Regions from separate parts of the Mus musculus genome. Here region 1 is linked to region 2. A link is a loop called in an ENCODE intact Hi-C map of the cell type or tissue named here. Cell type or tissue: left cerebral cortex. All regions are shown on one strand. Links, peaks and the distances in the headings refer to the core of each region. The heading gives the core; the rest is flanking DNA. Region 1 overlaps Sh3rf1 (SH3 domain containing ring finger 1). Region 2 holds the start of Gm40499 (a long non-coding RNA gene).

What was found. Hi-C counts contacts between places; a loop is a spot of excess contacts. Peaks named below come from ENCODE experiments on the same cell type or tissue, not always from the same donor. Only the 100,000 strongest peaks of a DNase experiment are listed, where the experiment ranks them.
Region 1: a loop joins it to region 2, with 2.3 times the contacts of the local background. A loop is called at or near these places in 3 of 42 quality-filtered maps.

What each region holds. Positions count from the first base shown.
Region 1 is chr8:61,249,273-61,264,841 of GRCm38, reverse strand. All of the region lies in intron 2 of Sh3rf1 (SH3 domain containing ring finger 1), which reads right to left. Among named protein-coding and RNA genes, the nearest start is that of 1700001D01Rik, 32 kb to the left of the region's middle. In left cerebral cortex, for the core only: no CTCF peak of the experiment used is centred there; DNase peaks (open chromatin) are centred at 5,111, 5,459, 5,809 and 8,550; H3K27ac peaks cover 520 bases.
Region 2 is chr8:61,297,975-61,313,543 of GRCm38, reverse strand. The region is part of intron 2 of Sh3rf1 (SH3 domain containing ring finger 1); the gene reads right to left. It overlaps Gm40499 (a long non-coding RNA gene), which reads right to left and starts at 12,756. Exons shown (of 2, transcript XR_870456.2): 1 at 3,685-12,756; 2 at 118-3,576. In left cerebral cortex, for the core only: no CTCF peak of the experiment used is centred there; DNase peaks (open chromatin) are centred at 6,799, 7,285 and 7,307; H3K27ac peaks cover 1,106 bases.

The sequences.
Region 1 (15,569 bases), core at 4,668-12,667, 49 kb after region 2:
TGCCTTCAAGTAATATCTTTGTGCGTGTGCACGTGTGTGTGTGTGTGTGTGTGTGTGTGTGTGTGTGTGTGTGTATGTGTATGTCTATTGAGGTCTCACCTGTTCCAGGCTGGCCTTCAATTATCTATGTAACAGAAATGACTTGAATTTCTATTGCTCCTGCTCCCAACTCACTTTAGAGCAGTGGTTCTCAACCTTCCTAAATGCTGAGACCTCTAACACAGCCCCTCATGCTGTGACAATCCCAGCCCTCATGCTGTGATGATCCCTGACGATCCCAGCCCTCATGTTGTGACAACCCCAACCATAATATCATTTTGTTGCTACTTCATAACTATAATTTTGCTAGTTATGAATTATAATATAAACATCTGATCCGCAGGATATCTGATAAGTGACCCCGAAGCAGTCTCAACCCACAGGCTGTGAGCCACAGTGGGCTGTGAACCCACAGGTTGTGACATCACACCCATTTGTGTGGTGCTAGACTAACACTCTACCTACTGAGGCCCATAACTAGCCCAAGTGATGGCCTTATGGACTTCTAGTCCATAAAGAGAGAAAGAAAGCGGCTGGAGAGACGGTCCAGAGGTTAGGAGACCTGGGGTCTTGCAGAGAACCCTAGTTAGGTGGCTTATAACCACCACTTTCTCCCAGTTACACACATACACACACTCAAATTCAGACATATACATATAAAATTTCAAAGTCTTTACATAAAATATAAAAAAGGAAAACAGAGAAAGATTCAACAGTACTTACAACTCCACAAAAGAGTTATATTTAGGACAAACTGTCACAACTGTGTAAGGCCAGGACACCAGACAGACAGACAGACAGACAGATATAGCAAGTAAGAGAAAAGTGCACACCAAGGCAGGTAGTACAAAGGATCCGGTTCCATCTGGCGCTCTGTGACCTAGATGACCAGGAAGGCACAGGAAGGACTTGGGCAGCCAGAGAGGACACAGCTCAGTGGGTTGCGGTAGAACATGCTACAGAGTATGACCTCTGTTCTGGGTTTGAAGGCTGACTTTAAAGGCGGACAGTCTTTAAAGCAATTTTAGAAGAGTTGAATGTTCAGATCCACACTGGACAAAGACCCTGGGACAATGTGGACAATTAAATGGAGAAAGGAGAAGCTACAAATAGGTAGACCAAGCCAGAAGCGTCATGTCTTCATGGTGTCTTCACAACCTCCGTGTGTGTGTGTGTGTGTGTGTGTGTGTGTGTGTGTGTGTGTGTGTCGATGGGGACTGTGGCTCTAAAGTGACCAATTAAGAAATAGCATCTCAACTAGATTAAAAGACTTCCCCAAGGTCCTATATTAAAGAATAAAAGGCTGAAATTGACTCTAGATCTTTTGTATTTCATTCCGCTGGCTTTGACTTTCCAATCCTTTTGAAGTTAAAATAAAGGTTCTACTTAGGTCATATGATGTCCCCAGACAGCAGTAACTGGGGCAAATAAACTGAAGATGATTAGGTAACTTTCTGATTATAACACACACACACACACACACACACACACACACACACACGCACACACACGCACACACACGCACGCGCACAAACCACCGCATACACTACATACACATACACACAACCACAACATACACACACATACATACACATATACTACAGACACACACACATACATACATACATATATATACACACACATACACACACACACACATGCGCGCGCGCATACAAACCACCGAATACACTACATACATACACATAAAACTACCACATACACTACATACACACACACACAACCACAACACACACACACATACACACATACAAATATATATACACACACATACACACACATATACACAAACACACACACTGCTACTGGAAATTTTCACCGCCCCTTGCCAATCTTGTATCTTGATGTGCCAAATAAGGGTGATACAAATAAGGGTGACGAGCAGTGATACGAAGCACTGGCTGCTCTTCCAGAAAACCCAGGTTGAATTCCCAGCACTCGAATTGTAGTAACAACTGCCTGTAACTTCAGTCTCAGGCAACCTGATTCCTTCTACTAAGCCGCCATGGGCCCCAGGCACATGTGTTATACAAGCATACATGCAGGCAAAATACTCATATACATAAACGCAGATAAAAACAAAAGCCCCAGATAAGGTTCTCATCCAACAAACAAGTAACAGGACTTCAGTTTGGTCCCTAAGCTCTGAATATATAATCTACCAGCAGGCCAATCCATAGTACAAATGGTCTGGGTGTAGATGAACCTTCATAGGCAGCGATTTCCACTAAAACTGTCATGTAGACAAGCACAGTGGAGCCTACCTGTAACATAGACACTAGAGGAGTCCAAGGCACACACACAGAAAAAATGGTGCTCTCAAGGAAAAAGGCAGACCATTCTCTCTCTCTCTCTCTCTCAAATTCTGGCCTTTACTTGAAAGAACTGGCAAGTGGGATGGCCTTGCTAATTTAATATTTATCTGTCAGTTAGTATATAATATATAATAAAATAATTAGTAATTTTCAAAGAATTATAATAGGAGAATTTTAGGCTAAGAGCATACTGAATGTGCTTACTCAGGGTCTTCGCTTTAATACACAGCCATAAGTAATATTTAGTGAAGCCTTACTGCGGCAGGCGCTTCTCTGCTGGTTTTACACCTATTCACGCACCGCATTACAGTTTACTTCATTTAGTTCAGTGATAAACAATGAGTTCTTGTAAGTCATTAAAAACAAATCTATCTAGTTGTTTGAGATCGCCTCGTTGCCGGGCATCTGGAAAATGAAAGTTGTATTCCGCCACAATAATTCATTGACTGATTTTCTCCGCAGCCTGCAGATAATGAGCAACTTAATCAGCAAAGCCCCACCACCACCACCATCATCCCCCAGATCCATTATTCTTCCATATTGTCAGATCTGCCCTTACCAGCTGACATTTCATTAAGAGAAATAATTGAAAATCTCGCTTTCAGGTACATCCGAGGCTCTTCCTTCCGCTACAATTTCTGTTTCTCCCCTAACTCAGAGCAGCTATAAAATACTTTCTGTCGCTGTCAGGTATGTCTGCTTCAATAACCTATTCTAAGATCACCCCCACCCCTCACCCCCACCCCGAAGTGTCCTTTAATGCCCTATGGTTTCCTAAACCAAAAGTTCAAACAGCCCCGCTTACCTGTTACTGTTGCCCTGCCCTCCCACACCCTATTAATTCACATCCTCTCTATTTGGTCACACAGCCACCTGGGGTAAGCAGCCTTCTGAATGACATCTGAGTGACATCCTGCCCACTCTCCCTCCTGAGAACATCCGCCCAGAGTAAATCTTGTTTGCCCCAACTATGACTTTTATTCAAGAGGTTAAGAAGGAGTATGCCTCTGGCATCTGGCAGGCAGCGTCCAGGGATGCCACACTAAGCATCCTGCAGTGCATTAAACCCCAGCTTGTGTGCACAATGATATCTTTATAGACTAACTCTGACACTCAACATTTTTGTTTAGTTAAATTTTTTTTAAAACGTCATTTTTCTCAGTGACACAACGAAATTCATGGTAAAGAAAAAGAACCTTATACTTATTCAATTTTACTATATCCACTATTTTCATGTGTTATACATAAACACAATTAAAAAACAAAAACCTATGTCATTCCTATCTGTAAAATGACAGAGGTAAATTTCTTGCGCATGGCCACATGGCTAAGCTGTGAATCAGCTGATACTCAGGCTCATGCAGGCTAAATGAAGAATCCATGTGTGCGGGACTCAAATGTGGCTTAGCATTAGAGCGCTTGTCTAGCCCATCTCCGGGTTCAATCTTCCATCCCCAGCATGGAAGGAAGAGGAGGAGGAGGTGGAGGAAGAAGAGGAGGAGGAGGAGGGCCTGAGAGGAAGGGAGGATACAGCTATGGTCTTACCCACTGTGCTCCAGTGCCTGCCATATACTATCATGTTAATAACTACAACCCCACAGAAAGCGCACATTACAGGGGATATTATTAATTTCCTCTGCTGACATTTCTTCTGCATCCAATGTGACACAGCTGTTCTGGTTGACATAGAACTCAGACACCTGCCATGTACTTTCCCAGCCCCGCTTCTGGGCAGCCCTTCTGCTGCCCAGCTGCTTAGATTCCGGTTCCAGCTCTACCATAAACACTGGTTCGTTCCCACATGCCAGCACTGTGCGTTCCCACCTTCTTTAGGTAGAATTATGGCCTAATAATTTGCTTCAGACAAGAAAATCTGAGAAGTAAAAACATAATACTTCCAGGTAGAGACTGAGCCAACGCTCAGCTGCCAGCAAGCGCTCCTTTCCTTGAAGCCAGTTCTGAGACTAAGCTTTGCCAGCCTGGGACCTGTGAGGCAATACTGCCCACCATGCACAGGGGCTACTGAGACATGTGTGCTAAGTGAGAATGATGCTTTGTTATAGTAAACCTTCAGGCGTCAGGGATGTCTGCTACTGCACCACAACGCAAGATTATTGGGAGTGATACTTTTACTACGAGCGATGTGACTTTAAACAAGTTCCTGAACCTTTCTGCATCCGTCTCTGCACCTATAAAAAAAGTGACTACCTCATATTGCCACCGTGGAACTTAAAGAAGCCAGTGTGCACTGTGCACCCCAAACATCACCTGGCAAACGTAAGCTTGCATGCTTGTATGTCCTCATGCAAGCGAACACTCTCCAGCATCCCTACGGTCATTGGTCTCTACAATTCAAGGAACAGATATGCAAGTGCAGAAACTCTTCTATCCTGTTTCATTAGTCAAAAAAAAAAAAAAAAAGAAAGATGCACTAACTGCTTGCATGCAACTGGTTGATTAGCACAGCAAGCTGAATAGCAAAACTCAGGATTATCCTCTGTTGCAAAAATGACATGGGAGGAAGAGGGGGGGAAAAGCGTAGTAAGAACTAAAAGGTAGAAGAGAGACGGTTGTATTTAACTGACCCAACTTTTGCGTCTGCCTCTTCCCCTGCCAAAATTACTCAAGTAAACAAGTGCAAATACACAAATACACGCACACTCTTGCTTCTCAATGAGCACATTTCCTTGCCAGCCAGCTAGAAAGAGATTCAACATAAGGAGCCAAAAACCTGGTGCCAACTGGCTGTGTGACACGCACAGTAATGTCTACCCAAAAAAAGCAGCCCCTGGCAGCTAGCGACTGCAAAGGGACTAAGCCGCACAGAAGTGATGTGTCGGGGAAAACCAACCTGGGATAATCTGAGATGCATGGTGAGGGACTGGATCAAGACCATTCTATTCTGAGAATCATGGGACACTAAGGGTATACATTATATGGCCATCGATGTAGCTGCTGTAAGTAATGACATCTCCAGGTGATTGGTGCAGAATCATGAACCAGAAGGGACACCTCGAGGACACGAGATGGAAAAGGGCCTGTGTGGAATAAGATGGACAGCAGAGCATGCCTATGCTACCGTCTTAAAGTGGAAATAAGGATGCGCCTACTTACTAGACATCACAAGCTGGGATTAGCAAGAGTCGGTTCTGGGAGAAGCCTCCATCCTGATGCTGAGGCTTCCTTTGAGGTTTTCTGTGCACCGCCCCCTTATTCTGCTCTCTGATTACAGATCCCTGCTATCCTTGCTACACTGGGAACTGACCCTGATCTCTTTTCTACCGCAATTACCCTCGCACAGAGGTCTTCCGCAAAGCCCGCTACCATTTTAGTAAGTGTCAGGGTAAATCGTCCTTTATCATCGCCAAGCTTAGTCAGCACTAAGTTGGCAGCTCAGCCCCGCAGGGAAAGGCAGGAAGCCACTGGTGCCATGTGCACAGGAAGTGTGGGCAACTCCCACGTGGCTCATGGAAAGCAGCCTGGAATCATGTTCACTGGCAGGAAATAGAAGACTGAGATAAGGAAGTCCCAACTCACCAATACTACTCTTCTGCAGATGCTCTGAGCTCAATGCACAGCACAGACGCTCTGGGCTAGCTGGGCTAGCTGCAGTCTTACAGGGCTGTCCTCACCAAGATGGACTGCAGGTTATCAACTGCAACTGACCAAGGTGATGTGACTTTCTCTAAATGAGAAGGGACTCATGTGGCAATGTCAGGAACCACCTTGATGGGCTCTGAGCCATTGATTGCCTCCTGAATCTGGCACAATTTGGCCAACCATGTAGCCAGGGCTTGTGTTCCAATACCATCTAACTGCTAAATAAAGATTGCCCAAGGCTTGTCAGCTTAGCGGATGTTCACTTCCACTGCATAAACATGTTGGCTACGTTCATGTACTGCTCTGAAAAGTCCTTTATCATTACTATCATCCTTCTGCCCGCTCCTGCCTGTGGTCCCTGCCTTCCAACACTTCAGCCACAGTCTCCGCAGCTCGTCTACCCCACTTTCTTCCTAGCTGATGTTTTAAACTACTATTTCAGACAAAATAAATAAATAAATAAATAAATTGACACTTAAATAACTTCAAAGCTAATTTTGTTTCCTCCTTTACCCATGAACAATCCAGGGTCAGTTCTCCACAACCCCACAGAAATGAGGCTTAATTGCTCAGCACCGCCTCCGGTCCATTCTTAAATGCAGCGGAAAACGTTAGCCACATGTGGCTCCTAACGCTACATAATGCTGCCTCCATCTTTTGTGTTATCTACCTTCCTCTACGTCTTGGAATTTTTTCCCCTTTCACAGCCATGTGTGGACGGACATTTCTGCCAAGATTGTGCCAACAAGACTGGTTATAAATCCACCTCCTTTGTATAAGGAGTATAGTTTTGTTATCACCACATCATCGTTATTAAAATATGCTGAAGTCCCCAAGCAACGTTCGGAAAGAAACGGAGAATCATGAGTGGCTAATAACGTGAACTCTGAACCTGAAGAACTGTTCAGGAATGACATCTCTGATACAGCCACTGGTACTCAGTCTGCATGCACATGGGTTGAAGTTTAAAATAACTTCTCAAAGAGAACTTTTCTTCTTCCTTTTTGGCAATCTGGGGCTCAAACTCTGCGCCACATATGTACTAGGCTCTACCACTGACCTATGTCCCCAGCTCCAAAATTAACTTTTTTTTTTTTTTTTTTTTTTTTTTTTTACCCAAGGCTTTTCTGGAAGGATCTAGTTTGTGGCCTCAAACATTTCACCTTCAGCAATGTGCCTTTTCAAATATTCCTATATTAATGCAAAAGAGTACACTATTTTAAAGAAATAGGAAGACTATTCTATTACTTGCACTTAACTGCACAGTAGAACGGAAGATGTACCATGTGTGAGAAGTTCAGATCAAAAAGCATCAACATAGACCTTAGAACACCCAAGGCCGTCGGCGGGCTACTCACTACTCTTGGCCAGCTGACGTTTGCAAAGTCAATTTAAAAACCCTCAAGATATCTGTTAACAAACTCAGATCCAACCATGATAGGAAGTTTGAGAATTTATGTTCAACTCTGGACAGATGCAACTCTGTTGTATGTGGATGGATGTTTCTGGTTTCATAGCTAACAAATGAAAAGTTAGAGTGTACATGATGCCCCATGACCATCTCAATGCAACCGATGTCTCCATCGCCTCACACACCCAAGTGTCCCACAATGATATTTCCATCAGCGGCAAGCCACATATAAAACTGTGGTCCCTTAGTATGCCCCCTACTGATATGTGCACTCATCTTGGTTTGTGTGAGTATACTTTTCAACATCCACATGATCAAACCACAAAAAGGCACACCTCTCCCATCTCGGTTTCCCTCTAACTCAAGTGAGCACATGACTGTAGTTATTTGTCAGGATAACATTTCAGGTTTCTTTCAGGAAGTCCCATGATAGCGATGCATAGTTGTTAACTGGGCATGTCACTGGGCTGCCTGACCTACCTTCCCCATCCTGTGACTTACACTATCTGTACACAGCCCATTTCAGTGTAGTGATCCACGAGGAAGTCTAAATGACCATCACCCAGGTCACCCCTCATTGCTGGGAAGCCTTGGTGAAAGAAGTAAAACGGTTCCTTTTAAAGCCATCTATTCGGACCTAAGAACGTTTAAGCCTGGGCTATTAATGTTCCACTCCATGTAAAATTGATCAAAATTTAAATATTCAAATTAACATATACATGTATTTCCCATATTCAAAGGGTCTTTAAGTTGGGATATGGTGACACACACACTTGTTATCTCAGCATTCAGGAGGCTAGAGGAGGATATCATGTTGGAGGTCAGACTGGGCTACATAGTGAGACCTTACCAAAACAAAAAGAAAGGAAGAAAGGAAGAAAGGAAGAAAGGAAGGAAGGAAGGAAGGAAGGAAGGAAGGAAGGAAGGAAGAAAGAAAAGGCAGGAGGGCAAAGAACTAAGATAATATAATAGATTTTCTTCATGAAAACCTCCCTCTGGCAGGAGCACAGTAAATGTTATCCCCAGTCTGCACAGAGCTGTTTCATCTGATTTGGAGAAAGAGGGAGACTTCTGTTTGTATCTTAAATTATCACCCGCTGAATGGAAGGCCCGAGGGATGGAGAAGGGTACAAAGCATCTGGACAAACAGGATGTGCTTTGGCACAGGCTCACAGCCAACATCTGCACTCCTGCCCTCCACCCAAGGAGAGAGTAAAGAAAGCCGCTCATCCGGCTACAGGGCCCAGGCTCAGGCGGTAAAGCACCAGAAACGCATCTTTATAAAACAGAGACCATGGCTATTTCTAAAAAACAAACAAACAAATGAAAAAGACACCAGAAGCAGAAGATGAGATCTTGCAGGAACCCCACATGCTGTACAGGTTGACTGTAACACTGAGATACACTGCCTTTGCCGCCTTCCTCCTAGGAGGCCTCTGGCAAAGTCCTGCTGGTTTACATTAAATCTGATAATCAGATACACACAGACACACACAACTATTATGCATTATAGAGTATTAGAGACCGGGATTGGAAGAATCTATAAACTCTCAGTCCTTTTTGTGTTACAATTTAACATTTTTATATGAACCAACACTATAATGCAAAGTGACTCTCTTCCACTCTTCCATCAAGCAGGGAGTTCTCTGGCTAAACCCAGAGGAATCCGAGTGTAATTCAAACACAAATAGGAGAAATCCCACCACTACCACCCCCAAAACCTTGCTTGGGCAATAACTCTTATCCCAGCATCTTTGCAACTTTTCTTATCAAGCACTATTTTTAGGATGAAATATTTCCAAAATTATCAGTGGGAAAAGATTAGCAACCTTAGAGCCCTATATCCTGGCACAACTATGAGCCAAATGAACATCCTGGGAGTGGAGAACCTTCAGCATGGAAACGGCCTCTGTAAATCAAAGATTTCTGGGTCTCAGGCAGCCCCAGGAAGTCAGATCCAGCAGGTTGGGCGGAGACTCAGGGGTGCACATTTTATCAACATCCAATGCACTGGTTCTTTTTTTTTTAATTTTATTTTTCATTAGGCACTTTCTTTATTTACATTTCAAATGTTATCCCCTTTCCTGGTTTCCCCTCCGAAAACCCCCATCCTCTCCCCTCTCCCAATGGTTCTCAACCTGTGGGTCATAACCCCTTAAGGGAGTCGAAGGGCCCTTCCACATGGGTTTGATAAGACCCATCAGAAAACACAAACATTCACATTACAATTCACAAGAGTAGCAAAATGACAGGTATGACGTAGCAAGGAAAATCATTTTATGGTTGGGGGGTCATGGCACCTGAGGAGCTGAATTAAGGGGTGGCAGCATTAGGAAGGCTGTGAAGTGCTGATCTAGTGTCTCTGAGACAAGCAGACCTCAGAGTAGCCCTGGAACCCCGTCTAAGATGATGATGATGACGTCAGTTCTCAAGCCCCTCCCCCACTCTCGGCTTCCTTCTTTTCACTTCACAGTTTCCAGACTATGCCTCATTAGATCACTGTGTTTCAAAGACATTATTCCCAGGACAACTACCAAAAAACTCAAACCAAAACAAACAAAAAGCAAAAACAAAAACAAAAACAAACACACAAAACTGTACCAAAAGGTAAGGCACACCAGACTAGGAGAACTGGCTGGCTGGTATCCTGCTCATTCTAGGCTAATTCTATCATTACCATCTTTAAATAATATTTAAACACTCCCCTGACTATTAATTTTGTTATCTATATTCCCCAGTTACCTCATCTATACTAAAATCAGAGGATGCCTGAGATTTAAACTGGCCCTCAACAGCCTTTTGCAGTGGGTTGCAACAAGCCTTGCTTTCTCATGCTGTGTTTCCCCATTTGAACTTTTCCAGAATGAGAATAATTTTACCCATTTAATTTATTTCCTTCTTTTCCAAAAGGTGGAATAAATACCTGGAGATTCCCACCCACCCACCCACGAGTGTAACTTGTTGCACGAACCACCGTGAACTTAGAGTCAGAGTAGAGTCATAGATTTCTCCAATAACTGCAGACATGGCAAGCTGGCCTGGGGTTGCCAAAGTCAATATGTTACGTCTGTCTCTAGGGCAACAGACTAAAGGAGTAGTAAATAAAGTTTGGAACCACATTCCTGCTCCTTTCTCATTTAGCAACAGGCCACTACATGCCCCCCATCTCAGGGCATCCCTGTGTCTGATCTCAAAACTACAGAGAGCGATTTGGGAGGTGGGGTTCTACTCATTTTTAAAGACCTTCCATTTCTCTTGCTGTTCCTGCACTTATTAATTCAAACTTTTATTGTCAGGTCTTTGTATTTGCCTGCCCTGCACAAAAATACATATATATATATATATATATAGAAATATACAGATGTATAGATATATAGATATATACACACACACCATTTAAATTATTCTCCATTTGAATAGTGGACTGTAAGCACTCAGCAGCTTAATTAAAAATCTGCAAACCCCTCCGCACAATGGATCAGCGCTGGTTCAGCAAACACTTCCTGCTACTGTTTATAAAGCTCTTATGGGTTTTTCTTTCTTAAGCCACTACACAGATGATCTCTTTCCAACAATTCTAGGATTCCACAGTACATCTTTTTTTTTTGTGGACTCAAGAACACAAAATGCTAATCAATTTCCTACATGTATGTTAATAATTCAAATTCATCTAGGTAAACTAGCATTTATTTGAGAGGGAGAAACACAAAATCCAGTTTCCTGAGCAGCCAAAATGAATGTGGGAATATGGGAGATAAACTGATATATGTGTGTGGTGGCATAATAATAGTAACACATCAAAGGGCATGTTTGGGGGGGCTGAGTGTAGGAGGGTATGATATGTGTGAATGTGAGTGTGGGAGGTGTGAGTGTGTATGCGAGTGTGTGTGTTTAAGTGTGTGTATGTGTGAGTGTGACTGTGGAAGGTGTGAGTGTAGGTGTTTGTGAGTGTGTGTGAGCGTGAGAGGTATGAGTATTTGAGTGTATGTGTGAGTATCTATGTGTGAGTGTGTGGGAGTGTGGGAGGTGTGAGTGTGGGAGGTGTGAGTGCATGTGAGTATATGTGAGTGTGAGTTGAGTATTTGAGTATGTGCATGTGTGACTGAGTGTATGTGTGTGTATGTGTGTATGTGTGATGAAGTCCAATGCCATATCTACAGGACTGCATGTTTCTAAACCTTTACAGTGATACTTAGTTGTTTTTGTGACTGAATTCTATAAATTATACTATAATTATATATGTAATTATAATTGTACATATATAATTCCATAAATTGTACTCTCACTTAGCATTTTACCAATGGGAAACAAGTGCATTCCGTGTGAAGAAGTAAATCAGAATCCAAAGGGAAGGCTTGTGGAAAGAGCTGCAGGGGGCTGGCGAGATGGCTCAGTAGTTAGAGCACTTGCAGGGCACCCAGGTTCAATTCCCAGTGCTACATGACTGTTCAAAACAGTGTGCAACTCAGTTCCAGATAGTCTGATGCTGCGTCTAACCTTCATGGGCTCCTGAACATGTATGCATATACATACACTCAGGTACATACACAAAGTAAAGTATAAATATTTTTTAAAAGCATAGTTGTCTATATATTAGTACAGATCATGGGGTTTACAGAAATAAACATACCAAGCTAAGCACACTAAGCAGCCATTTCACCAAAGTGACATGCCAAACATCAAATTTGTATAAAACAATACATACTTCTTACTACCTGACAACCTCGAATCCTACACTAGCTCTGATTTATAAGAATTTTCTTAGGTCTAGTGTTATGGAAAGAGCAGGTCAGAAGAAATCTAGTTTTTAAATACATCATTACCAACTCTGACAGTAATGTGCCTCAAAGAAGAAAGTCAACTTGTAGTGTTTCCTATGTACAAATCCCACAAGAGTTAAGCCTGTCTGTGACCGAAGCATGAACAGAAGACTCTAAAAACTGTGTGTCCTGGAATCACTCCCCAAGCCATACTGACCAATCATCTACACTCTCAAATGTTCATGGCAAGTTCCATCTAAATGTAGCCAGTCTTTCTATGGTTGTTTGTTTGTTTGTTTGTTTGTTTACTTGGGTTTTGTTTGTTTTGTTTGTTTTGGTATAGTTGGGAAAGAAAGGATTTATTTTAGCCTGCAGTTCATTGTCCCTTATGAAAGGAAATCAGGGCAGGAACTCGAGACAGGAACCTTGAGGCAGTTACTGAAGCAGAGACCACGGAGGGATGCTGCTTACTTGCTTGCTCCCTAAAGCTTGCCCGGCCTGGTTTTTATAAACCCAGGACGGCTTGCCCAGGGGTAGCACAGCTCACCTTCCACTTCAATCACTAATCAAGGACTCTTCCCACGCGATTGGCCACTTGCCAGTCTGAGGAAGGCATTTTCTCAATGGAGGTTCCCACTTCCCAGATACTCTGCTCTGTGTCAAAAACAGCCCAAGGATGTAAATGTATATATTTTCGGGGCTCTCGAAACGTCTCTAGCAACCTCTTCTCGAGAGCTCATGCTTGACTGCTGGGCAAATCACATCACACTGATAGAGCAAGGAGAGTAAATCTCTGTTTCTGCTAAAGTATGGTGAGAGACACAGCACACAAAGAATAAACTCTCTGCAGTAGGTCGGTAATGAAGACTGAGTCTTGAAACTGCGGGATATCCTATAAAATCAAAGTGCAATCAGTAAATCATCTTTAATGCTACAGGAAACCAAAAGAGAAGCCACAGGGGAGTGTCTACATGAGACCACCTTCAGCAGATCCTCCCAATAAAACTACATCTACTGAAAAGAGGTCATACTGGTTCTTAGGCAAAATAATCATAAACTCCCATGAACGGCCGGTTTTTCCAAATACTAACGGCTCAAGTCTAAAAGAAACTGTGCCACATCCCTTATAAAGCTACAGCAACTGACAGCATGGCAGGTAAGAAACACCTACAGATGCCCAAAAGATAGCTAGCTGTGCTCTTATGAGCTGAGTAGGCTTTCGTGAGACAGGGATGTGGCTAGACAAGGTGTCACTCAAGGTTCTCCCTGAGATTCATAGGATCTCACAGCATTCAGTAGAAAATACAGCATCCCACAGTGTACCGGCCAGCTTACTACAAAGAGGAGCATTAATTAGGCAGATGTTTCATAGAGAGCTCAGATTACCCCACATAAGGAAATAAAATAGAAGTAAGCTAGAGGGTACAAAATTCCCCTAGCATCTACTAAAGGTTCCATCGAGAATCTTCTACGGATGCTGCCACTAAGTATCAAACTTCCCCAGGAGTGCGTGCAGCCCTGGCATCTGAGTGCCGTCACTTTGCCCTGCTCCACAGACTCTGAAGAGGTCATGCTTAATGGCCAAAAAATTTACTACATGCCTAAAGGAGAAAGTGGACAAGGATAGGCAGGCCTGCGGTGTGATTACCTATTTAGGCATGCAAACTGTACTTTAAACATAATTAGACTAATTCCCTCCCCATCTCAGCATCAGCATCTGCACATGCAATTAATTACAACCGATTTCTAAAAGCCGCTTTGGAATTCTTTGTGTCGTTCCCCCCCCCCCCCCCGCTTCCCCAAATTAAATTACCAAGCAACAAATTTAATTTTTCAACTTGAGTTTTAAGAAAGGTACAAACTTAACATTAACTGGGTCTGATCCTCTCCTGTAAGTCATTTAACCAGCAATTACGCTACTCTAAAACTAAAAGCCCATTCAAGTTATCTCATCTATATAATAATCCCTTGGGAAGATGACAGTCTTCTAGAGGTGCTGTAAGAAACTTCATCCTATAGTTCTCTGCCTAACACCAGTGCAAAATCAGACCCAGTCTGCAGGAAAATCAGGGATGTGCGCTAAGAAAGCCATCTTCCAGTGTGTGTTTTATGCATTGGCTCCCCCACCATAAATCTGGAACAGTTAAGACGCTATAATAAAGGACCTCCCGTTGCAACTTACCATAGTAAAAAGATATGCTGATTGGAAAGTGGGTCATGGCTGAACATGAAAGTTCACATAGTAAAACTGGAGGAGGGAAGGGAGGGACGAGTTAAAAGTAAAGTAAAAGTGTTGGAAACAGGGGTGGTGGGGGAGAGAGATGCCAATAGAATTATACAGAAGTGCAAAGGGCAGCAGGAGGGCCAGACCTAATTGCCGAGGGAGCATCTTTCTGACTGATGTCCTGGGGACCAGTGAAGTACGGAACATAACTGTTCATGGCAACATAGGTAGTACCTGGTCCAGGGGAGAGGGTATGAGACCAGCTTCCAATTCTATGTGAGAAGAAGACCACAAAGCACACAATTATCTTATTGATGGAAAAACACAAGCAACCATTCCGCTGTTGAACAAAGATGAGGCTCTAATGGAAACTTCCAGCCTATTGTGACTCCCTGGGTAAGAACACCGGAGGAAGCATGCGCAGGCAGGCTTAAGTATGGTAGCTGGTGAAGCACGTGACTGCGGCCATGTTTATGAATGCCCCCATGGGGATGGTGGAACAAACTTACATAGACTATATATGTACAGGAATGATCATATTAGAAAAAGAAATTCGTTCCCACTCTCACCAGGATCCAGACACTCCAAAGGAATCCACCCCCAATGTGGTTGTATTATTTTACAAAGAGGAAAAGAAAAGGGTATCTGAAGGCTAATCTGGATCTACACTATGCCATATTCAGAAGCATGCACAAGTCACGACACAGCCAAGATGAAGAGGTATTTCCGCCCACTCCTTAAACAGTTTTAGGTACAGAAAACAATGTCGCTTCTCCTTGAGAATATGTTAAGCATAGAACTTTGTAGAGATGCAATAAAAAGCGCTCCCATCCATGGCCTCATAGCTGAAGCACACCAATACCACAAAATAAAGAATCTATGTTTATCTGTAAGAGCTAAAAACAGATGCTGCCACAGTTTGGCTCTGTACTGATGTAGAAAGAAAAAAAAAGACAACATCATTTGCTTAAGTCATTCCACAATGATCTTCATAAAGCACTACACACAGTGACATACCAAACAAGCATAGACAACACTTTTAATTCACTTGCCAGCAAAAACTCTTGATCCAGTTGAAACTGAAGGGCTAAGGGTCTTTTTTTTTTTCAGTTTGTCACACTGTAACATGCCATTTGCAGAATTAACACGGACAAGTCAGGTTTCCAAGCTTAGTTTGTTAATTTGATATATTCTCAAAGAGC
Region 2 (15,569 bases), core at 3,997-11,996:
CACTGCTTCCATGTTGCTACACTTGCCCCGCCCCCTGTATCCTCTACTCTCTCTTGTCTGCCAGTCTCATAGTGGTTTCCCACTCAAAACCAAGCAAACCTCTTCCCGTGGGTCTTCTTGCTTTCTGCCCTGAAGCCCTATTTATTACAACCAAATATGCCCACACCTCGATCTTCAACTAGGAAGCTTCTGGAACTGTGAAAATGTAGACTATCGCAACCTTTAAACTATTTAATCACATGTTGGCTCTAGTGCTTAAAACAAAACAACAGAAGGAAGTTATTACCCAAGGCCCAAGCTCATTGTCAGTGTCAGAGCTGAGGAATTTCTCGAATCATGAGCTGCCTATCAACATGGCAACCAGCTAGCCACCAGGCGGCATGCTGCGAGGTGGAGCTTCAGGGTCCCTTCCTCCTCTCAGCATTATTTTTTAGCAATTTATTTCTCCTTCCTTGCTCCACAACACTTCAAACCCAGAGCAAAACACGCTGCAGGGCAATTTTTACAACTCTTTTGAAGGTACGATGGTTGGCTACATTTGAACGGAATTATAAGCCATCTTTAAGTACAGCACTTTCACACAATTCCATTATCATAAAACAAATACAGGAATTATATTGTTGATGTCAGCTGCACACACCACCTCTTGGGAGACACAAACATACTCATTATTACAGTTTTACTTATCACCGAACCCTACCATTTTAAATTCTTTTAGACAACACGCATCTTCCCCTAACAGCCCCCAGCTTATAAATGGAGAATCTTTACACACACTCATTTGCAACAAAGGAGACATTTTTTATTTGCTAAGATATAAACTAGACAAAAGCCGATACGTGTAGGGAGAGAGACCATGCTAGGGATGAGCACTGCAGTGTGGGGAGCACAGGCATGCTGAGTGAATGTGTACAGTTAACACGAGTGCGGGCATGTGAAGGATGCCAACACCACAGACCCTGGCTGGATGTGAACAGACGCCGACAGCGTGTCCAGAAAATACTAACCACAGCTCCCTCCTCTCATGACTACAGCCCAAGAACACGCCCCACAGACACCCCACTATGAGACTAGCTAAACCCACCTCTTTGTTTATCGGTAGACAAGAGCTCTCCTCAATCCGGATGTACAATACAAACATTCTGAGTTTCTAGTACACCTCCAGGAGAGCACACAGTTCACGTGGCCCCAACTTTTCTGTGTGTCAGTGTGTCTCATCATTCTTCATCCACTCGTGACCTCAATCCCTAAAGCTGTGCAGGTTGTAGCACTGAAGGATGCCCACAGTGACGTGAATAAACACGCTTTGTATATGTTATAAAAGTGCATTCAGTACGCAAGAAAACCATATACAACCCATTTTCTAGTCCTTGTCACGTAAGAGTAGCCTAGGAGAAGTTACTTTGTGACTTAGTGTTGCAATTAGGCACATTTAACCTATGTCAACTGTCTGATTCACTCATTTTTAGTTAAGTTAGTTACTGAAGTGTTTTCATGTCTCTGTATTTATCTTATTTGCATATAATATATATTATATATGTATGTATGTATGTATGTATGTATGTATGTATGTATAAATGGGTTTCCATAGAATTTAAGGATAAAAAGAGGAAATATCCCGTATTTAGTTAACAAATATATGTCATTTTATATCCAAGTATATGTATTTGTATATGTAATGAGATCACAGGGAGAGAGAGAGAGAGAGGATGAAGATAAAAATGCTAAAAATTTTAGTTTTCACAGGAAAGAGTCTTGAGACCTTTGTTTTGTTTTCTCAGGAAGTCCGTGTGGAAGGCTGTAGGGGACAGGACAGCTTAGCCAGCAAAGCACACACTGCACAGCTACTGAGGACTTGAGTCTGTGAAGAGTCGTACATATGCTGGCACACAATGTGTTCACACATACACACAATCATGTGCACACAAGAGAAGAAAAAGAAAGAAAAGAGGATGGATGGGTGGGTGAGTGGACGGATAGATGGACAGGTGGGTGGATGGATGGATGGACTCTATGTCTGGGCCCCTCCTTAATACATTAAATCATAGGAACTGAAGGAGATTTAAAGAATTACTTGGCCCCATTTCCTCACCTTAGGAGAAGGAAGCAAATTGACTGCCCACAGTTGAGCACAGCTAGCTGGGAGGAATGCCCAGATAGGGGTCTAGACTTAGATAAAAGGGCTCCAGAGATCTGGCTCGAATGTGGTCAGGAGGGTCCCAGAGCAAGGGAGAGAGAGTGTAAGCTGGCTCTGTGGCACTCAGATGTAAATGTTCTATTCCTTTCTTTCGTGAATGTGTAGGGACATCAGTGGAACCCGGCTCAGACTGTGTGCGTGTGAGCATGCGGGCACTCACATGGTATCACAGACTGTTTTCCTCAGTTCCTGTGTCTCAGGCTTTTTCTATCATGTCCCTCTTCCCCTTAGACACACAATTAGCACAAACATCCTTGAACTGCTGCCTCTATACTTGAACATTGTGCTTTTAGCATGGAAGATTATACTCAGGGTTTAATATTCTTGTTAAACTCTCTTAGTCTACATGGCAACGGGGGCTGTATACAGGGAGAGGGTATCCTGGATCTTCTGGGTGTGCTCAACGGAATCACAGGGGCTCTAAAATCAGAGCATCCCCACCTGGTTCTGAGTTGAGGATGTGATGAAGGAAGCATGCTCAAACAGATACAGTGTAGCTGGCTTTGAAGATGGCAGAATAGGACCAGAAACCAGGAGAGGGAAGGTGTTCTCCTCTAGAGCCACCAGAAAGTAATGCAGTCAGTCCTGCCTGTGCCCTTGTTCTGGCCCAGGAAGGCCCATGTCAGATGTCTGATTCATCCGAGGGTTAATCAGTGCAGTTTGAGGTCACTCAGCTCATTGGAATTCATTTCAGAAGCAAGGGGAAACTAATACCCACCGCCAGCCACCATCCTCATCCGGCATGTCTGAGGCACACAGACATATGGAAGAAATCTAGCCTTGTACCTTTGAGGACCTGCCCACCGTCTTCAGGTTATACGAGGGTAACTTTAGAACGGCGCACAGCTTGACAACAGAGAAAGAGGCTCCCGAAAGCTGGACAAAGACAACAGCGAACAAACTTTGAACAACTTAAGCTGTACTGTTTACTTTAGCATCCTCTTTGAACTCCATGTGCTTCCAAGGGAAACAAAATTTACTTTGAATAAATTTTACAGTCTTCTACTTGAAACAGCTGGTTGGAGTTTTCAAAAAGCATCTTGTCAGAATTATGCATTTTTTTCTTCTTAAGACATATTCCACCCACTAAGTCATACCAGAAGCCTTGGTAATCACGGAAAGTAGCTTCGTGAACACGAATCCCTCCGATGTCCAGCCTGCAATAAGCCTTTTAGAGAAAGGACCAAAGACACCAAGTGCCTTCTACGTAATTCTGAAGAACCTACACAGGTCACCGCATCTCCACAGCACGGGAGGGGTGAGCAGGGACCGTAGTTAGGGATGAACAAAGCCAGGCCATCCCCAAACAGCAGATTCAGCTAAGACGCAGCGGGAGCTTTAACCAACTCCTTCCAATCTCCAGCAGAATGTGGCACAATCTGGAAAGAGATTTCCCATGAAGAATATAGAACAGAAGAGGAAAAGAAAGGCGGGGAGAGGGGGAACAAAGGATTTAAAAAAAAAAAAAGTTAAACCTGAATACCTACAGAGAAAAATGTGCCCAACCCGGAGTCTGAGGCTAATGTCCCCAGTCTGGTTTATACGAATACGGAGCCTCCACCTCAGTCAATTGTTGACATTACGTAATTAGCCGGTTACAATAATAACACTGCAGCTTACCAAACTGCCACAACTGGAGGAATTTTAACTACTTTGGTGAATTGCCTGTCACCAGCTACATCTGTGCTGCTCTTCAAAGCAAAAGTGAGAGAAGAAAAGAGGTGAATGCTTAGTATGCAGACGGCCATGGAGCAAGACAAGAAGGGTCTGGCCCGCCGGGGAATGGGGGCTTGGGGTATTTACCCCACGCCCATCTGTTCTTTATTTTTGGTTAGTTAGTCCAGCCTTTGCTTGTTGCCTTAAGTAAATAAGATTCAATCAAGCAATTCACATAAGCTGGGAACTAAGAGAGAGAGAGAAAGAGAGAGAGAGAGAGAGAGAGAGAGAGAGAGAGAGAGAGAGAGAGTTATTGTCTACCCCAAACTCAGATCTTTTATTTTCCAAAGCCATAAATATTAACATACACTCAAACACTTAAGCCAAGCACTTTCAGAGATTTTTATTCTTCCATTTAAAAAACAAAAACAAAAACAAACAAACAAAACCCCTGTAACCTAAATAAATGATAAGATACCTCTAAAAGAACTCCTCAGACAGCTTTGGCATTTGCCAAAGAAGGTTCCACCTGCTGGGACCTTTTCTTATTCACACATTCACTCTGGGGAATGGAGACTGCTATATTCTTTTCTTAGTCAAATAAGTGACATCTGAAATAAAGCCTAACCCAGGAGCTCAGACAAGTCCCAGAACTCTGAACATGAGACACACTGAACACAATGTCCAGACCTGCACTGGGACCATTAGGTATTTCTCACTAGGTGTCTGAGAGCACACTTCATTTGGAAGGAACCTCAGAAATTATTTATTTCACTCTTGGTTTACAAAAGAGAATCCTCCTCTATCGCAAGTAAAATGTAGAATCCTGTAGTGTGGATATTCTGAGATGGGCTAGTCTCCCTACCCCTGCCCCCTGCCTTCTCCAGGGGACGGACGGGCAGAAGGGTGCTTCTGTCCTGTTCCTCCAAGGCAGCCACACTGAGAATAACGGCCTCTCTGTGGTACATGCTCAGATCTCCACCCTCACCCACCCCACCCCCACGTTAGAGATTTACACTTTTCCTCACCCTGACACCTTAACTCCAAAGTTCTTGAGCAAACTTTTAAAGTCCTCACTTTTGAAGATTAAGAATAAAATCTCTCTGATTCCCAAGCAATTAAAATTCTGGTGATGATATGTACCTCTGTGTGTGTGTGTGTGTGTGTGTGTGTGTGTGTGTGTGTGTGTGTGTGTGTGTAAAGGTCTCCTGACATGGTCCATCTATAATATATGGATAATTATCTATTGCAGACATGTACATTTAATACTGCTTTCCTGTTCAGTCTTTAATATGTACCATCGTCTCTGCCCTTTGGGGGACTTTCCAACTATTGGCCTTTTATCATAAATGATAGTGCCATTGGAGAGTGGACATGGGGCTCACAGCTACTCAAATCCCCTTAGCTAAGCAAATCCCCTTAGCTACCTTGCTTCCTCTATTTTTCTTCATAGTAGTCTTCCATTGCTAATTATCCATAGAATTACCATTTTGTTATATATTTATTTTTTATGTTTCTCGCCTGTCTTTCCACTTTAATCAGGAAAAGAAGTACATTTGTTTTAATATTGTATTGCTAGTACCTAGAGCTGTGCTGGACACACTGCAGGAGTTCAGTAATTTTTGTTGAATGAATACATAGCTTTTTGTGACTGACATGTTGGAGGATGTGAAATATGGAAAATGAAGGAAAATCCAAACATGTATTTCCCAAATGTATCCTAGCTCTCCTGTATTCAGGGCCACCAACTTAATAGTTTTGAAGCTATCTGTACCTTATCCTGTGACTGAAAAACATGGTAAATTATCTCAGGTGCTTTGTCAAAAATAACTTGACTTTTCCACTCAAAGCAGGTAAAACACAATCACAAAAGACAACAAAAATATATGAAGTAACTGCTGTTATATGAGAAAACAATGTTTCTACACAATGTATAATTAGCTATGAATGCCAAAATCGTCTTTTTCCAATTTGTTCGTTTTTGTTTTTGTTTTTGTTTTTGTTTTGTTTTGTTTTTGTTTTTCAAGACAGGGTTTCTCTGTATAGCCCTGGCTGTCCTGGAACTCATGCTGCAGACCAGGCTGGCCTCAAACTCAGATAAATCCACCTGCCTCTGCCTCCCAAGTGCTGAGATTAAAGGCATGTTCCACCACTGCCCAGCCAATTTGTTCTTAATTTCTTAGTATCACCAAGGAAACTTGAAACTGTATACAATATTATGATAGACAATTGGAAGATACAAGACCAGATTAGCAAAAGAGTTAACCTCTAAGTTGAAGGGATTTTACTGGTCTCCATCCGAGTGATTTGGCAACTTTTGACCTGTCTTACAGGAAATGTTTTCCATAGACACAAATGGCTGGTTTCACTGTTAATCATTCGCTTCCCTCTCCTCTGTGTCTCTTTAGCCCAGGCTAGCCTGCAGACGGATGTACAAAGGAGAAGGTACTCAGATGCAGAGAATATCAACATATTTAACCACCCAGATAGAAGGACAACTTTATATGTCCTTAAAGAAATTATACTAGATAGTAGATATGTTAGACAAAGAACCCCTAACACTCAAAAAAGCAAGATACCTTTAGTAATGTTTAAAGAAAAATAATTCTAAAAACAAATTATCAACAAGAAACAACAGAAGGTACCACTGTGGCTGGGAATCTTCCTTGGGTTATAGAAATATAGAAAGAACCCTTTTCTCCACTTCTATAAAATCAGGACATTTATGGGGCTGCAAAGATAAAGCTGCCAGACTGTCTCCGTAGTGTGGTTCCCAAGGAGCTCTGTCTGCTTTTAAAGCGGTAAGAGGTGATGTCATTCCTTTTACTTAAATGTGTTACCTGGGCTATAGCAGTGTAAGAGGCACGAGTTGTTAGCAAACAGTCCTTGGTGGCTAATGAAAATCCACCCACAGGAGTGCTGCAGTACACAGGATGTGCTGGACCTTGGGGGGCATTACCCATCAGCTGGCTGACTTGGAGCACTGGCCGCCCCTACCTCTGAAATCCATTTAGTACAGCCTGTCTGTGCACACCATCTGTGTTACCAGGGCAAAGTCTCTGCCAACTGCTTTCCACCTACAATCTTTGCTTAATTCTTCTCAAAATTTAAGTTGCTGCTAGTTCCATGGGCAGAACCAGAGGAGCAGGCACCATGCACCCAGGCATATACTGACACAGGCCTGATGTTCCTCACTGGGGGACTCTAGAAAAGACACAGGACCTGGGCCAGAATCAGGGTCGCTCCAATTTGTCCCAAGTTACTTCACTTCCCCGGGTCTCTCATGAAGACAGCTATTCAGATTTAACTGATCCAAAGAGAACATCATGATCTTAATCTCGAGTCCATGGCAACCACTAATAAACTATGGGGAAAGGATCTTGATTGGAAGACAAGGAAGGCCAATGGCACAGATTTCTAACGTCCTACACTTAGGCACGGTAGGAAGAGTTGTGTTGGGTTTTGCACACTGGCTAAGTGTAGGGGATGCCAAGATCAAGCCTGTGTTAGCAGATGTAAACTAAATTATCCCTTGAATAACGTCATCCAGGGCTAAAGGAGGCTGAGAGCTCTGGGCCCAGCAATAGGCAAGACTACACTCATGGGTGATTATCAGTTATAAAGGGTTTTACTTCCTGACTCAAACTCTTGGTGTCTCTTTCAAGCAGCGGTACTACAGGGGGCAGGAGGATAAAAGTTTCCTTATTCTTGACATCTTGCAAGTGAGACCAGGAGTTTATCTGCTTCTCTGTATGACACTTCCTTCAAAAGGACAAACTATTAACAAGAGTTTGCAGCCCTCCTCCCTTCCGGGTTATGAAGATCACTATCTAAAAGGGTGATTCTTTCATTTTCCTCACTCGAGCCACGGATATTTTTCAGGGCCCCACCACAGACCAAACACCAGGCTAAAGCACAAATGTGAAGTGATGAATAAGGCAGATATGGAGCCATAGAGCAATAGGGCAGAAGGAACGATAACCCTCCAAACCAAGTGCGTATAGTGTTTAATCTCGCTGACATCTTTAGCTGAAACAAGAAATGGTACTTAATGGTGGTTTGATAAGAATGGCCCCCACAGACTCCCTCATAGGGAGGGGCACTATTAGGAGGTGTGGCCTTGTTAGAGGGAGTATGTCACTGTGGGGCCAGTCTCTGAAGTCCTCTATACTCAAGGTATGCTCAATATGGCCCTCACTCTTTCTCTGCTATGAGTGGATCAAGATGTAGAACTCTTAGCTCCTTCTCCAACACCATTTTGGCCTGCATGCTGCCATGTTTCCTGACATGAGGAAAATGGACTAAATCTCTAAGCTGTAAGCCAGCCCTTAATTAAATGTTTCCTTTTATAAGCATTGCCTTGGTCACATTGTCTCTGCACAACAATAAAACCCAAACTAAGACAGAACTCCTGGTGAGCATTCTTTTTTTTTTTTCTAATAGGAGAATACTTTAATTGTCCCAAGGTGATTGACAACTTCTTGTCCCTACCTTCAAAGTTCCTACAGAGGAAAAGGAACAGAGGAGAGGAAATGGGGCCAGGCCAGAGGCAGAAGACCACACCCCAGCCATAGCCCAATCCAAGGTCTCAACAGCCATAAGAGCTTGAGGACATGAAAGAGCCCATTTAAAACTTTGACTCTAGTCCAGCCTCCTTTGTCCCTTGAGTCCTCAGTGGCGACTGATAATAACACTTCTGAATAGATGCTGCTTTGAAGAGTGAAAGGCTGGGACATTTCCCTGCTCCTGGCGATGTGGCTAAAGCTATAAAGGTAAAGCTGTAGAGACACACACAGGGTCAGGCAAGAGTTAGAGACCCAAAAACTGAATTGCTGAGCTCCCTCACACAGGCCTTTATCCCCTATTGCCTACGGTCCATTGTGCCCCAGGAGTCCTCAGAAACACACAAGAGGACACTGGACCCTCCACACTGTGAGATGGGCATCAGCTCATGCTTATCAGTAAAGAAAGAGATGTTGGTCTGGAGAGGTGGGTCAGCCATTACGGGCACTAGCTGCTCTTCCAGAGGATCCAGGTTCAAATCCCAGTACCCACATGGTGGCATAATTGTCAAAAATTCCAGTCCTATGAGGTCTAGTGTTCTGGCCTCTATGGGCACCTGGCACATACGTGGTGAGAGACATACATGCAGGCACAACATCCATACGCTTAAAATAATAATAAAGTTTAAGAAAAGGAAGCAAAGTCATGAAACTATATGAGTTCGGAACTGGCAACTTCCAGGGATAGTTTAGTATAAGAAATGGGAACGCCTCCTGCACAAGGATAATCGGCCACTTTCCAACAAGAAACTAACAAAGCTTTAAGTAAAGTGGAGTTTCAGAGTGCCTGCACTCACAGCTAAGAATTTATGTGACTCATTTTTATTAAAATGATAGTATTTCTCAGAGACTGAATATAAAATAATTGCTATATCCAATCTTATTTTCTTTCTGATTCCACTATAAAACTTCTTGTGCCTGAAGCCACACAAAAACAGTTAAAAAATTAAATTATTACAAAAGGAATTATGGAGGTAGAGGTGGCTCTGTGGGTAATGAATGGTACTTGCTGCCAAGTCTGAAGACCTGATTTCCATCCCTGAGACCCAGATACAGGGGGAAAGAGAGAACTGCATTCTGCAGTATGTTCTCTTACCTCCACATCTGCACTGTGGCATGCCTACACACACACACACACACACACACACACACAGAGAGAGAGAGAGAGAGAGAGAGAGAGAGAGAGAGAGAGAGAGAGAGATTCCTTGTGATATTTCAAACTATTAGGGTTGCTAGAGCTATATTCCCTAAGTAGTATTTTAATGACAAATATTTTTGTATTTCCTCTGTGTGTTTGTGTGTGTGTGTGTGTGTGTGTGTTTGTGTATAGGTGTGTGAGTGTGTGTGGTATCACTGTCTGTCCATCTGACTGTCTTAATCCCTTTCTCTCTCTCCTCCTCCCCACATTGATATATAACTTTTTAAAAAGATTTATTTATTATTATACATAAGTTCACTGTAGCTGACGCACCAGAAGAGGGTGTCAGATCTCATTATGGGTGGTTGTGAGCCACCATGTGGTTGCTGGGATTTGAACTCAGGACCTTCAGAGGAGCAATCGGTGCCCTTACCCGCTGAGCCTTCTCACCAGCCCGATATATCAACTTTTAAATTTCTTTTATTTCTGTTGTTGCTTTACGAGTTTGTTTGTTTCTTTATTCTTTTTCCTTCTGTAGACTGGGTTTCACATGGCACAGGCTAGCCCCAAACTTGCTATGTAGCAGAGAGCCAAGGATAGCGAACTCCTAAGCCTCCTGGCTGAACCTCCACGATGCTGGGATTCCAGGTGTGCAGCCCGGAGCCCAGCCGATGTGCAGCCTTCAAGGCTTATTTGCTTTTCATTAGCTAAGTCTCCATCAATAGCAAAGCAATGAAGTCTTTTTACAACTTTATTATCTAAGCAAGCACCTGAATCTATAAATAACAATGTTATCCCGAGTTCAGATCAGCTGTAATAGTTACCATTGAAAAGAAAGAAATGTAAAGAGATGGCTCAATGGATAACAGAGCTGGCATCTAGAGTGTGGGAACCCAGTGTTCATGAAAAACAAAACAAGTCAACTACAGCTCCTCAGATTAGAGCATTTGTTGCTCTTGTAGGGGATCAGGGTTTGATTCTTAGCACACACATGAAAGCTCACAACGTCTGTAACCTCAGGGGATCCAATGCTGCCTTTTGGCTTCTGCTAGCACCTAGTGTACATATAGAGCAGATACATATACATATATACAGACATAAATACATGCATACATACATACATACATTCATATAAGCAAGCAAAGCAGTCATACAAATAAATTGAAGTGAATAGATCTTCAAAAATTAAAGGAAAAAAAGTGTCCCTTTGTATGTGACAATAACCTCTGCACTGTAGTAGAGACAGAAGACTCACAGGGACTTGCTGACTGTCAGACCTGCTCAGATTCAAGAAATCTGAGCAGATTCCCTATCTCAAGGGAATAAGATCAAAAGATGTGCATACAGCATACAGAGACACACCACATACACTAGAGTACACACACGCACACGCACACGCACGAAATAGACATGCTTTCAAGCAAACAGGGAAGGTTGGTTAGTGTCAGCCTTTCTTCCAAAATTCATTTTAACTTGGAACCTCAGCATCGAATATTATTTGGGTATATGGTCTTTGAGTTGAGCCACAGTGATTCAAATAGGCTATATAGCTAGTATCTAGAATCTGTACAAGAAAGCCACGAGAAGGCACAGCTAATCAGAGCAAAGAGAGATGGGTAACAAAGGCAGACATCATGATGACACAAGTAAAAAGCCAAAGGATGTTAAACATGGCTAGTTCCAACCAGAAACTAAGGCAGAAGAAAGGATTCTCCCCCAGAGCCTTCATCACGGCCTGGCCTCCACTTAGGTTTCAGACCTCTAGACTCCACAACCCTGGGAGTAAATATCGGTTTGAAGCTATTCAGTCTGTGATAATTAGTCATGGTAGCCCCAGGAAAATCACACAGTATCATTAACTAAAAGGCATGATTGCAGAAAACCGGTATTCCAACGACCCATTCACTCTTAAAGTGATACACTGGTAGAGTGAAGACACATGGGACGGCACAGAATCCATTGAAGAACGCGGGCTTCGAGTTTCCTTCCTCGTGCAATAAACCAGGATGACCACACATTCAGAAAGCACAGTGCCCCAGAGCACTTCAAGGTAGGCACTGAATTTCTCTATAACAAAGGAAGGCCTGTGCACAGACAGCACATCTAACGGCCTGACCAGGAAGAAAGGGCACACTGTTCCCTAATCATTTCTGAAAGCCCTCCCCTTATTGACGGCAAAGGAGTAATGAAAATGTTGTTGCAATCATTATAATTCACTGGAAATCTGACAGGGGAAGAAAAGCGCACATGTAAAAACACCGACACACTCAAAGTCTTTCAAGCTTCTCTGGCTTGTTTAACAATTCCAGCCTGCCTGCCACAGTTCAATAAATCCTAAATGAAAGGCTTTGTATAGAAGTGGCCAATGCTGGCAAAATAATCTCTTCCATATTTCCTATATCAATTTTGTGTGGTGCGTCAAGCTTTCGGCACGGCGTGTTAAACATGTGCTCTTTTCTTCGCCAATATATTTAGGTGGCCGCATCACAAAGGAAACGGTTCGTCAGAGACTATTGATGCTCGGAGCTGACTCTTTTCAATGGAGCTAGGCAATTGCCTTGACATCTTCAACAAGTTACATACAGCAGATGGGGGAAACTGCACCAAACTGGAAATTCCTGGGGGTGACATTCAACTGTCACTCCAGTGAAGAGGAAAGCGCTTTGGCTGAAATGGTTCTTCTGAGGAGACTCTTACTGGTTCAAGTGGAGTCTTCTCTGAACATCTAATATGAGGTTTTTAGGGGTTCTACCTCCCTTGATGATTCAAGGGTACCTAACAAGAAATTAAATTTATCCTAACCAGCCAGTGTAATGTCCACTTCCCGGCCATTTAAATCCATTCAGAAAATATGACCTGTACCTACAGTTATCCAACTATGTCAGTCAAGTGGCAGCATCTGCCACTTGTAATTTTTGCTGCTGTTTCCTGATGATTTCTATCCCATGATCTCTCTCTTTCCTCTAAAGGTGTGGGGCTCTACTTTCAGCAGTGCCCGAGGTCAGCAAGATGGCAGAAGTCCTGTGGGCCAGCATGAAGCTTTCTTATTCCCAGGCTCTGGATAGGGAAATTGGCCTAGGACCTATTAGAGCAGAAAGAACTGTGTATAGAAGTAGGTACAGTGGTGGGTTTTATCTTCCTAGAAAACACACACACACACACACACACACACACACAAGAGGAGAGAGAGAGAGAGAAAGAGAGAGAGAGAGAGAGGGGCAGGCATATAGTATATGTGTATGTCAGAGTGTGTACATGTGTGTATGTGTCTTTTTGAGTGTGTGTGTGTGTGTGTGTGTGTGTGTGTGTGTTTGTGTGTAAGCCAGATGCCAACAGCAGATAGTGTTCCCCAGGATTCCTCCACTGTTACAGGAAACGTTAAAAAGAACAGCAAGTTCCCACACTAAGCCAGCACTGCTGGGCCACAACATGACTCCAGCGGGTTGTTGTCATCTCTGCAGACTCTGCCCTGGAGCTCCTGAGACATCTCCATCCGACTCACTCAGCCCCATACAATGACTGCCCACCTCGCAGTTAGCTGTCACAATTCCCAGTAACCCAGTAAAATCAAGACTAGAAGCTTATAATCAACCAATCAGATTTATACATCAATAAATTGTTAATTCACAAGATGCCCACACAATAATTTCAGAGCCAATTGATAATGGTACAAGCTGCCCACCTAGATTAGACAAGTTATCCCAATTATTCTATCCCTATATAGCATTATAGCGTGGCTATTTAAAGCCACACGGAATCAGAATCATCCTGGTTGTCCTCCATCTTCTTCCTCCTCCTTCTCCTCTGTTGCTCCCTGATGCTCCAGCTCTTAGCTCCACCCCCTTTCCCCTGTCCAATCACAGGCTTCTTGTCTTAATATTTAAATTAATTGGACAGGGAAAATCCTGCTACACTCCACCTTGTATTTTGAGACAGGGTCTCTCACTGGATAGCTCGGTTGAGCAGCGAGTTAAACCCCAAGAATCCTCCTGCTCCATCCGCCCAATGCTAGCATTGCAAGCCTACCATGCCCAGCTTTTTAACCTCACGGATCCCCTTGCTGACACGGCAAGCCCTTCACTCACTGAGCCACCTCCCTAGCTCTAGGCCCTATTTTTTTTTTTTTTTTCACAAAGCACAGTGCCCAGCAGGCACACTTTAATTTATACTCTTTTTTTTTAGGTATTTTCCTCGTTTACATTTTCAATGCTATCCCAAAGGTCCCCCATACCCACCCACCCCCAATCCCCTACCCACCCACTCCCCCTTTTTGGCCCTGGCGTTCCCCTGTACTGGGGCATATAAAGTTTGCAAGTCCAATGGTAGGCCCTATTTTTTAATATAGTCATATCTCTTTTCCCTGTTTCAAGGCCACATGATAGGGTAAAATCAGGATTACCCCCAAACTATAAGAGGAAGAGGCATGGACAGAGAAACTGCTTAGTTCTGGTGTAATCAGGCCTACCTAGCCCCCATCCACTCTACCGCAGCTTAGCCTGGGCCTCTCAGGGAAGAGGGTCCACCTGGCTGAAGTTCAGATTCTACATTCAAGTGCTGTTAGGCTGACGGCAACCAAGCGATCAGTGCTGAAGCCTGCTACACTCTACCTGGGCTCCTCTCCTTTTCTTCCCTCCCTCTAGCTAAGTCGGACATCGGTGTTAACTTGGAGCAACAAACACTGTAGCTGTGGCAGCCTCCAACAGACAAGGCACAAGGACTCCACCCCCACAGAGTTATTTGAAGGAGATTTTTTTTTTTTCCTTTTAAACATAAATAAATGCCTGCAGCTATTTCAGGACTGTTATGTTCTACTTCGGTATACACAGATATTAAGCCTGCAAGTTAAAACTGTCGTTCCAAAATTGTTTCCTTTGGGACAGATAAATAGATCTTGTGCTTGTTAGTAAGGATGCTATGGTCTATTATATGGCTGAATGCAGCCTACTGTTCTCTGGATACTGTCAGAACACACTGCTCCCTGCTTAGAATGAGGAGACAAAGTCTCACCACACAGCCCTGTGGCCTGGGGACTGGAAGGTGAGGGCTCTCGTTAGCAACTGATCCTCAATAGTGAGAGTCTCGGGAATCTATAACCTGTGGTTAGAGTCAACAAGACACATTTGCAGGTTGATGCTTCCATATTACTGCTATGGTAATTTTTTCCTCTGCTTTTTTTTTTCTCCCTGCATATCTAATGTTATCTTTTTCCATTCTAAAGAAATCTATAGAATGGGGACTCTGCTTGCGATCGGGGTACACTTAGAAGAGGCTAGCCTATGTTGGTGACAAGCCTGCCAACCACTGGAAAACAGGCCAAGCAAGTCTCCAACATATTTATAAGTGAGAACCAGAGACATACTTGGGAAATAGGACATGAAGATATTTCTCCACCTGAAAAATTTTGTGTAGTAAATTTAGTGTTAAAATTGTATGGGTGAGCATTTTAACCTTTTTAAAGCTATGAAGGAAAAGTACTCACAAAACCCAAGATATGTACTTCAAAAGCTGTCACAAAAGGGAACACTCACAAACCCACCACCGGGTGCTAGAAAACAGAAATGCCTCTCAGAACTACTCTTCTCTTTCCTGAAGGACATCATCAAGGGTTTCTCTTAGAAGCATCTTCAGACACTGTGATTTTGTTTTGGCTTTTGAAAATGTTTTTGCAACCATTGGCATTAATTTATGTATAGCTTCTTTTGGTTCTATATTATGCTGTGAAATTATTAGGTGCCTGGCTACTGTTGTCATTGACCAGACTACTCCACCATATGACCAAATGACAGGTCAAACATCTAACCTACCCAACAGCTGACTTCCTCGCCTTAGTTCTTGTAGATGGTGTTACTATGAAAGTTCTTGAACATGCCTTTTGAGTTTCTCTTAACTGTGCTCTGAAGGGTAAAAGTGCTGTACCATGAAGCCTGTATATCATAAACCTGTAGAGCCCAAGGCCATGGGCACAACTGGGCACAATGCTTCCTAGGTACATACCAAAACTCTGGGTGCTTCCAAA